2 separate regions of the Mus musculus genome follow, and region 2 is linked to region 1. A link is a loop called in an ENCODE intact Hi-C map of the cell type or tissue named here. Cell type or tissue: left cerebral cortex. All regions are shown on one strand. Each heading gives the region's core, and the rest is flanking DNA. Links, peaks and the distances in the headings are about the cores only.

Region 1 (5,387 bases), core at 212-5,211:
TTAATCTAGTTTAAAAAGAGTATCTCATTGAGAGATATTTATGCAATATCTATGTGCATTATCTACAACAACGGATTTCACAGAAAACCTGTGTGCAGGGATGATGTGGTAACTTGGATGAAATTACAATGTAAGAACTAACACCAGGGCAGTATCCTTTACCTCCTGGTCTCTCATAAAAACGTCGTGTGGCCACACTGAATTCTCATAGTTCTGCCTGCTCAAAAATGTTTAAACATGTTCAATACAGTGTAGTTCCTTGAGAGGGATACCAGGAAAATATTAAGCCTGAAGATAAAAATTCTGGCCAGGGAAAATTCCCTTCTAGATCCTATACGGCATTCTTATAGAAACCTTTGTAAATGAACCCATACTGTTCAATGATAAACCTTTTATATAAATCCTCTAAAATAAATCTGTATAAAGTAATAAATAAAGCAAATGTATTATAAAAGTAAATTTCCTATTTCTCGTTTGTTTCTTTAAAGTACAGAAAACGTTGTATGTTTCCAGTCTACATACAAACCAATATTAACATAAACCTACATTAACATGTTTCCTCTTTGTACATCTGGAAGAACAAAATATTCTATCTTGGAGTTGTGGGTGGAGCTCAGTGGCCTGCTACATGATCAGCATGCATGAGGATCTGGGGAAAAACATTCCTGGTTACCAACAGAACACTTCAAGAAATGGGAAAAACATTTCTAATTCGTGTCTACAAATCACAATTATCTGTTGGGAATATTCCTTCCTTTTCCTCAAAGATGGATGTAAAATTTGGCTGTATATTTCAGTATACATATAACTAGTATGTAAAATGAGCACTCTCACAAGGAAAAAATACCCAGTTTCTAAACAGTCTTTAGAAGACTGACTCGTAGAAATTAATATATTATCCCTGGTAACCTGTTCAAATCTGGGACTATTGACAAAACCTTAAAGATAAAAATCATTTCCTAGGAGTTTGTAATTTCTCTGACATGTCTATGTTTCATAGAACATTAAAATTTTTTCAATGATGTCGAAACTCAAGCCTAAAGAAACCAAGTAATTTTTAAAGGGGGGAAAGCCACAGTATATTTTTAGGCAAACAATTCTTAATAATGAATTATGAATACATTTTGATTATGCAAAATATATAATTTAAAAATGCAAGAAGAGGACCTGCAAGATGGCCCAGTGGGTAAGGTACTTGCTGCCAATCACTGACTACATGAGTTCTATTCCTGGGACCCACCTGGTGGAAGACACCACCACTCCCTCACATAGTTCTCTGACCTCCACAGCTATACAAGGGCATTCTCACACCCACCCAAACACATATACACACATGTATATATATGCATGAGGGCTATTTATGCATGTATGTGCACATGCATACACACACATACAAATAAAATTTAATTTTAAAGGCTGATGCATTGCTGACTAATACCAAGTACAAGGAAAGCTTTCAATGCATTTCTAAGGCTTTTATAAAAAGAAATATCCAGAAACCCAAATCCATTTTATATGCTAGATCAATGGAGAACTTAAGGTTAATTGAGATGAAATCACAGAATCTATTAGAAACTTTTTAACTAGCAAATGACATTTTGATTAGAATTAAAAATAAGTGCTTCAAATTAGTCATATAATTTTTCCTTTGATGAGAGATCAAGATATATTTTGGAAATTAGGCTTTATGTTTTAAATGTGCAAGAAATTTTTTCTTAAAGGTAAACCGCATTTCTTTAGAAAAATCCAAGGACCCCACTTTTAGAAGCTTAAAGCAGTATGAATTTTTAAATAACTCCAGCCCAATGGAGAAAAACATTTGAATACTCTGAATATTAAGTTGCACAATAAGGCAGTAAGAACCGGGATACATACAGTTCAAAACCAAAATTATCTCTGGTATTAAAAGACAGAAGAAGAATCCCAGTATTGTGATAAGGAGTTAGAAATAGAGTGTGAGTTTCTGGAGCTGGATATTGATGTACTTCATGCATTCCTGAAATACCAATTGATTCACACATTGATATGTACATGAACTAAATGAAAACCATCTTTTTATAAAGATGATGCTCAAAGTTTTAGCAGTAGTTATGTTTTAAAAATAATTGTGAGAGCAATGAACTGGGGCTCTCTTTATTAAACACCCTTCCTCGAGGCTCAGGGATCTATGGGGAAGCGAATTCAATGGAAAGATTGTAGAGTAAGAAGTGGTATATGATCCTAGGAAACAGCATCCTCTGGACACAGCAGGGTTGATGTGCACATGCGCTCATAGAGCCTGAGACAGTTAGTACAAGGCCTGCACAAATCTGAGCCACGAAAAAAATCTCAGCATGGAGAAGGGGAAGGGAGTAGAAAGTCCTAGCCCTAACCATGAAGCTCTTTGCAATAGGTACTTTCTGGGACAGAGAAAATCCTGTGTCTCTAAAGGAGTTACACTATGTCTACCAACTCAACTCCTGGGTATGTCTCGTGTTCAGGGAACAGGTGACGAGCACAAAACAGACTCCATGTTATTTTGTGTGCTTTTATCTTGCTGTGATTTGCTGTCTTTTTGTGGGTTTTGTTTGTTTCCTTGGTTTTGTTTTTAAGCAAGAAGGAACACAAATCTGAGTGTGGGTAAGGATGAGGAGTACTGGGGGCAGGGCAAAGATTATGATCAAAATACATTCTATGAATTGTTTTCTGTTTGCAAAATAAGAATAAAAAGTAAATAGCTCCAACTCAAGTGAGGTTAGTTCTTTTACACGGTTAATTCCCCAAGCACATTCATCATTCTCATCTGTGATGTTTCTTGAAAACGCTCAAATATGGAGTGATCTTTCCAGTCTTAAAACAGTCTTTAAAAAGGCTTTCTAGATACCCAAATAGACATGGCAGGGGAAGGTGATCAGAGCTTTAGAAGAGAATGTGGAATGACTTACAAGTGACTCCTTATTTGAAACAAGTATCAAGGTAAGAACAAGACCAGTAGAACAACCAAAAGATTTGTGGTAAGGAATGAAATGTTTACTCTGGGTCTATGAGATAAGTGGTTCCCATGTCTTCACAGTTGGAGAACAGCTGAGCAGCAAGAATATAAACCCATTCATGATTTGAATGGCTACAAATATGCGGTCACATTAAAGATTCCCACTCCCGTGGTAACTGACAGGGAATTTAACCTGGGACATCAGTAAATTCAAGTATAAATTACTTTCTTTCAAAATGGACATACAGGGAGAAAAACTATCATTTTTAATGAGTATCCAGAAATGTGCTGGTCATTGGAAGCTGCTGGATGCGCAGGCTAAAACAACGGAATAACCACAATTATCCTCAAAATAAGTAACTAATTAGCAATTCTCTAGAAATATCGATTCTACCAGGGGAACAGTTTGTAAATTATATAGGGCGTTTTAAGTCAGCAATAAAAAAAATCCTCAGCTGTAATTTTTTTCTTGAAAATTAAAATGGTTTTTGGTCATATGAAAAAAAAAAAAACCACGAAGTTCCTTCTCTGGGACTGTTTGATGGCATTTTGGATGCTAAAAGTACTGTCTACAAAAAGGAAACTGTGTAAAGCACCAGTTGTTCTTTTTCTTCATTTATTTTCAAACAAATCATCTGAGTCAAAGTCTACCAAGAATGGGCCACTGCCAAGAAGCAAGAGGAAAACGAGAGAGAAAGAGAGAGAGAGAGAGAGAGAGAGAGAGAGAGAGAGAGAGAGAGAAAGAAACCAGGAACCAAAAAAAGAAGTCCGCCTGACACAGTGCGCTGGCCCTTCACCAGTGGATAAAACTAAAGGTCCCTTCACTAGGAAACAAACCAGAAAAAGCCCTACAACAAAGTTGCGCACGCACACTATGCACAAACACATGTAAAGGCTGTTTAACGGGGGGAAAACCCATCCAAACAAAAACATTACAGAGCAGACTGGCGCACGAGTACACATCAATGCACAGGTGAACACACACACACACACACACACACACACACACACACAAACACGCACACCCTCCAAGAAGAGCAGAGCAAGCAGCTAAGGCACCTTTCACAAAATCCCATGCAGCTGTGGCTGACCGCAAGATTTTTACAGTGTCACCAAGAAGCGATTGGAAAAGCATCTGAAAAACGTGCAAATTGTCTGCAAACAGCGCCTGGCAACCGAGACAGTTTGCAAGCGTGATTCAGAGGTCTGCCTGCCAAGGAAACAAAAGAAGCCTCCCTCCTGCCCGTGCAGGAGGGCGCACAGGGCAGGAGAGGTGCTCCCCAGGCAAGCAGGAGGCAAGTGCGGGGAGGCGACAGGCAGGAGTCCGGGCGGGAGCGGTACATACTAGGGCTCGCTCTCTGGCGGGGACGGGGCGGCCGAGTTCCCATTAGTAGGGGAGCCGCCCAGCTTCAGTTTCTCCAGGTACTCGGCGTGCACGGGCTTGTGGCACTGCAGGACCTTGATGGCATCTTCGATCTTGAACCACTCGCGCTTCCTGCCGATGCTGACCGAGTCTTCCCAATCCTCCAGCAGCTCGGTGACGGTGAGCACGAACACGTAGGTCCGGTGCTTGCGGTCCTGGTTCTGCTCGAAGACGCCCAGCAAGCGGCCCAACTTCCCCTTGACTCCCGCCTCCTCGTACACCTCGCGCACCGCCGCGCCGTCCGGCTCCTCCTCGGGCTCCATGCCCCCTCCCGGCACGATCCAGCGGTCGGGGTAGCGGCTGCTGCTCACCAGCAGCACCTCGTCCTCGCGCTCGCTGCGGAAGCACAGGCACGCGGCGCGCTTCTTGAAGCCCTCGGGGTCGTAGGTCCGCGTCTGGTTCGGCTTGCACTTCATCCTCCCCGACGCCGCCGCCGCCGCCGCCGCCGCCTCTGAGGTCGCTTGCAGCTGCCTAGCGAGCGGGCCGCTGCCGCCGCGCAGCCGAGGAGCAAAGGCTGGCAGGGAGAGGGCCCGGCGAGGCTGGAGGAGAGGAGAGGAGAGCGGAGTGGAGCGGAGCGCAGTCTGTGCCGAGCCAGCGGAGACGAGGCGGGGGCGGGCGGGCGGGCGGGCGCGGGGGCGGGGGCGAGCCGGCGCGTCAGTCAGTCCGCGGGGCGGGCGGCACCGGCCGGGCGCGCCGAGGGTCGCGAGCCCGCCGCCTGATTGGAGGCGCCGCTTCCGCCGCCCGGAGCCGGGAGCCCAGAGCCCGCGCCTCCGCACAGCCCCGGAGTGGACCGTGCGCGGTCCCCGCCCTCCGGATCGCCGCGATCTCGCGCGCGCTCGCCCGCTCTGCCGCCGCCGCCGCCGCCGCCGCCGCTGCTGCGCCAGGGGTTGAGCGAGGTGAGGCGCGTGCGCGCGCGTGGCCGGGCCCGCGTGCGCGCGCGCGGCGGAGGGCGAGGGGCGGAGGCGCGGAGGCGGGGGTCTCCCGACTCCCGCA
Region 2 (5,387 bases), core at 93-5,092, 65 kb before region 1:
AGAGAGAAGGCATGGAGATGGGTGAGTAGGAAGAACCTGGGAGAAGCTGGGGATTGAGAAGCTGAAATGAGAAAATATTGCTTGAAAAAGTCTTATTTTCAGTTAAAAATAAATGAAATAAAATGGACCAGTGATATGTGCAATAACACAGACTTTGAGACATTATACAAAGTGAAAGAAGCTAGCTACTAATGACAACATTTTGAATGATTCCATTCACATAAAAGGACTAAAATACGTATAAAATTAGAGCTATTAGGCAGCTAAGTAATTATGGATGATTGTCAGGAAGACAGATAACTGGGATGTATATAGAACTTCTTTTACAGAATATGTAAGTGCTCTAGTAAATTACAGTGATGAAAGTAAACACCTATTAGAATGGTAAGAGCATCTATACACCTCAAATGGATGGGATGATAAGTTCTTTTAAAAGATAATTTTATATTGTGTTCTATAAATCTATCTACAATTTAAAGGGCGTCGGTAGGTTAAAAGCAAAGTGATAGAAATATTAACCAATGGGACAGGATGGATAACCCAGAAATAGGAGTGCAGCTAAATAACTAAAATTCTCCAAGAAAAATTTCCATATAGACTCACCAACTTGTGCAACTAGCTGTTTGTATAAAGGAATGACTTTGCAAAGGCTAGGCAAACCAAGTAATATGCTTGGTTTAGCATCCTAACAGGAAGATACACATTGAAGAAGGCAAGAAGGAAGGAGTTGCCAATAGCAGCCCCTCGTTAGTTGGGGAGAGAAAAGGAATTAAGTTCAGGCCTTAGATCTGAAACACAGCATCAGATCCCCAATGTTGTAATCCACTGGGAAACAGAGCCTGTAACTTATGCCTCCAACCTGTACCTACAGACTGAGCATCTAGAACTGCACTAGCTATTCAGACAAGTGACTGGCTCTATGAACCTTCAGCAAAAGAACAGGGAATATGACTCCACCTGCTTGAGATCCAGTCCCAGCAAAATCCAAAAGCCCCAGGTGTAGAGACAAGAGCACACAGAGGGAGCTTCTAGACCTGTTTGGTATTAGAGTAGACTCAAGTTTTGGATGCTTTATTTCTAGTCCTGGAGTGAGTGAGAAACTCAGCTACTCTCCATATTGTCTAGGTTCCTATGGCCATGAGATTAAACTATAACCCCATGTATTACTGGTCTTAATCTCCAAAGAATTGCTTCCATTATTTATCCCCAACCCTCTGGCAGTATAGCTCTCCTTAGTCTAGTGCTTAGAGGAATCTCCAGCCTGTCTCATCACCAGGCAGAGTCCTGTGGAGCACTATTCAAGGCCTTTTTTTCTATGAAGTGCTAATTTGGTCTCAGCATGCTAAAGGGTGATGTAGCACAACAGCAGAGTTCATGCCTTCCATGCAAAATTCCTGGGTTTATTTCCAGTGGGAAAGTGAGATGGAAAGTGAGTGGGAAAGTAAGAAGAAAGAGAATGGAAAATAAATTCAAAGAACTTTAAGGGAGCCACACCCCTCACTTAATGATAAAAATAAGGTGCTGCTATACACTGAGACAAGAATAGACAGTATGTGAGCCACCCACAAGGCAGCATACATGAGTTGGTCTGAGGTTTCCAAGACATGTACACCAGAGGACTGCCTTGTTTGGCCTCAGTGAGAGAAGATGCTCTTGACCCTCAGAGACTTGAGTCCCCAGGGAGGCCTGGTGAGGAGGGCCACATCTTCTTGGAGATAAGGGGAGAAGAAAAGGGATGAGGAACTATGAGAGGGTAGACCAGGAGGAGGCAATGACTGGACTGTAAAAAAATATTAATATATATTATATACATACACACATAGTAGCCACTATGGATGAACTCTTACATGGAGTTTTCTGGGGCTCACTGACTACCATGCTTAGTAAATCCCAGGCCAGTGAGAGACTGTGTGTGAAAAAAATCATGTGGATAGTTTCTAAGGAACAAGACCCAAAGTTGATTTCTGGCTTTTACTTACACATGCACTTGTACACACACACACACACACACACACCAAATGAAAAGTTAGAGAAATCTAAAACCTTGTGTATTTCTAGTGGAAATATCAAATGGTGAAGCTACTATAGAAAATAGCAAGGTGAAGAATTAACTGGAGATGAGGCAGTGGAGCTCTATGGACGTGTATTTTCCTAACATATATGTCAAGCAGTAGTATAAATATTGTTGAGGAGAGAGCTAGGAAAGATAGAAAAGATAAATTCAAAAAGTACAATGTTGCAGTTATAGAGAATGAGTAAGTCTAGAAATTCAATGCTCACCCTGGTAACTATAACTAATCATGTGGCATTGTATAATGGATGTTTATTGAGAGTAGATATTTGGTACTCATTTTAAATTATTTTTTAGAAAGGTAAGTTTTTTAAAGTTTTATTCATTTATTATGTGCACAGTGTACTGCCTGCATATATTTATTATGTGCACAGTGTACTGCCTGCATATATGCCAGAACAGGTGCCACATCTCATTTCAGATGGTTGTGAGCCACCATGTAGTTGCTAGGAGTTGAACTTAAGATCTCTGGAAGAGCAGTTAGTGCTCTCAGTCTCTGAGTCATCTCTCCAGCCCCAATACTTGGTACTCTTAACACAGATATAAAAGCCAAGACAAATATTAACCGACCTGACTATGGCAAACATTTAACAATGTATATGTATACGTGTATATGTATATGAAGATATTATGCTAAGCCAGATGTGGTGAAAAGTCTTGGCTACATAGTGACAATCTGTCAGAGAGAGAGAGAGAGAGAGAGAGAGAGAGAGAGAGAGAGAGAGAGAAGAGAGACACAGAGAGAGACACAGAGAGAGACACAGAGAGAGAGACAGAGAGACACACAGAGAGACAGAGAGAGAGACAGAGAGAGACAGAAACAGAGAGAGAGAGACAAAGAAGAAAGAGAGAGAAGTGAAGAAAGGAAGGATGGGAGGATGGAAAGAAGGAAGAGATGGATGAAGGGAGAGAGGGAGAAAGGAAGAGAGGAAAAGACAAAGGGAGGAAGGGAAGGAGGGAAGAAGGGAGGGAAGAAGGAACTCAGGCAGACCTACTGTATTGTATTCTTACTAAAAATAAAAAAAATAAATCAGGTCTTAGAGAAGTGTTTTTACATCTATGTTCACAGAACCATTACAGTAGCCATGAGATGGAAGCAAACCCAGGTGTCTTTTGACATAGGGACAGATAAATAAAAGTAATTGTATAGATAACAATTTGGAATTATTCAACCTCTATCGGGATAGAAACCTTGACACATGTTACAACTCAGATGAATTCTTGTGATCCATCTTCCCAGTGAAATGAGCCAATCACAAAAAAATAGATCATATGTAATTCCACTTATATGAGCTACCTATATTAGTCAAGTTTATAGAAACAGAATAGAATGGTATTTTTCAGAGGCTTGGTGTCAGAGGGCGTGGAGTATCAACAAATATATAAAGTTTTAATTTGCAAGATAAAAAAGAAGAGCTGGCTGCATAGCAATGAAAATATAATTAATACTCCTGAATACTTAAAAAATGTTTAAATTGGAGATCTCAGGGATAGAATATTTGTTAAACATATAGACGCCAAAACATAAGCAAATAAAATAAAAAGAATGTGACAAAGAGGAAAGATGTTTAAGATGGCATTTTAACATTACATTTATTTTATCAATATTTAAAACAAGGTGGAATTTGTAATGATTAGATATTTCTGGCTCTAGTATCAGACTCAATGTTTAAACCTAGACTATCATGTTATCGGGCAGAAATCCAATTACTATTAAGAAAACTGTAATTCCATATATTATCTGAAGCAATAGCATTTATTATTTTATGTTTTCTAGCAAATAACAAATGTAGAGAATTATAAATATGTTGGTTGACAAGATGTGTATCTGAACTATGATAATAGCTAATGTTCAAAATATGTCTGATTGAAGTAGTAACTAATCTTTACTGAAAGTAGTGTCAAGCAAGTTGACAGATTTGCCTGAAAACACATCATTTTAGATCTGGTTTATGCCATAAAACAGATGACAAAGGCTGTATTAGCTGGTGAGATGGCTCAGTGATTAAGAGCACTGATTGTTTTTTCAAAGGTCCCGAGTTCAAATCCCACAACCACATGGTGGCTCACAACCATCTGTAATGAGATCTGACGCCCTCTTCTGGTATGTCTGAAGACAGCTACAGTGTACTTACATATAATAATAAATAAAACTTTTTTTAAAAAAAAAAGCCGGGTGTGGTGGCACACGCCTTTAATCCCAGCACTCGGGAGGCAGAGGCAGGTGGATTTCTGAGTTCGAGGCCAGCCTGGTCTACAGAGTGAGTTCCAGGACAGCCAAGGCTATATAGAGAAACCCTGTCTCGAAAAACCAAAAAAAAAAAAAAAAGGCTAGCAAAGTATTGGGGCTGGAGAGATGGCTCAGTGGTTTATAACATTGGCTATTCTTCCAAAGCATTCAAGTTTTATTTCCAGTGGTGGTTCATAACTGTATTTACCTTCAGTTCTAGGAGACTGGGCACACTCTTCCAGCCTCCACATGTACTGGGTATACAAGTGGTACCTGGACATACATGCAAGCAAAACACACAAAATAAAAGCAAAACATAATGTTAGTTCAGAGGATGGCAACAGAATAGGCCAGACGATATGCACCATGAATGTTGTGGAACCCTGTGGTGAAGGAAGCATTTCAATGCTACAGCCATTCTATATTCTGCAGCTACGTTCTGCAGGGAAGATGGAGCAACCTGGAAAGTCTATGTCCCCTGAATTCAGAGAGGTGAAAAGAAACTGCCTTACAGGAGCCTCTCTCAAAATGGTATTGTAGCAGCCTCTCAAAGAGCATGCTGTCTTACCATGTTCTTGGAGGAATACATGGCATTCCTACATTTTGGGGGACAAACTGGTTGAACCTTGCTTATACGGTGCATATACAACTTTGTCAGTGTTCCAGAGCAGAGGAGATATGCTGGATGCTGGAAAGGAGCTGATCTTGACATGTTCGCTGGAGTCTTATTTCATTATGTTTTCATTACCCAGTTGTTTTTGCTTCAAGTCCCAGATTGGTACCAGGCAGTTAAAAATACAGCGGACTCTTCAAGAGTCCACTCCTTTTACCCTACACAATATTGTCTTGTACAGGGGTAAATGTACTGTCTTTGCAACTGAACAATATTATTTAAATAGAGAGATCAAAATTTAAACTTGCCTTTCACTGATAGTTCCAATTTCAATGTGAAATAAAGTAGGAACTCATTTTAATAAGTTAACGTATCCATAGGGGATTCCTTTTACACTTAACACACTGCATACTTAATGGAGTTTAATCATCTTTAAAGACAAACTTTCACAAAATTTCTTTAGCATAAGAAGT

The links. Hi-C counts contacts between places; a loop is a spot of excess contacts. Peaks named below come from ENCODE experiments on the same cell type or tissue, not always from the same donor. Only the 100,000 strongest peaks of a DNase experiment are listed, where the experiment ranks them.
Region 2: it touches region 1 in a loop (4-fold over the local background); 2 of 42 quality-filtered maps call a loop at or near these places.

The regions. Positions count from the first base shown.
Region 1 is chrX:6,047,334-6,052,720 of GRCm38, reverse strand. It overlaps Nudt11 (nudix (nucleoside diphosphate linked moiety X)-type motif 11), which reads right to left and starts at 5,214. Exons shown (of 2, transcript NM_021431.2): 1 at 4,317-5,214. The coding sequence starts at 4,810. The region is part of intron 1 of Gm26618 (a long non-coding RNA gene); the gene reads left to right. In left cerebral cortex, for the core only: no CTCF peak of the experiment used is centred there; DNase peaks (open chromatin) are centred at 2,949, 3,861, 4,312 and 4,858; H3K4me3 peaks cover 1,764 bases.
Region 2 is chrX:6,112,176-6,117,562 of GRCm38, reverse strand. No RefSeq gene overlaps it. Among named protein-coding and RNA genes, the nearest start is that of Gm26618, 22 kb to the right of the region's middle. In left cerebral cortex, for the core only: no CTCF peak of the experiment used is centred there; no DNase peak of the experiment used is centred there.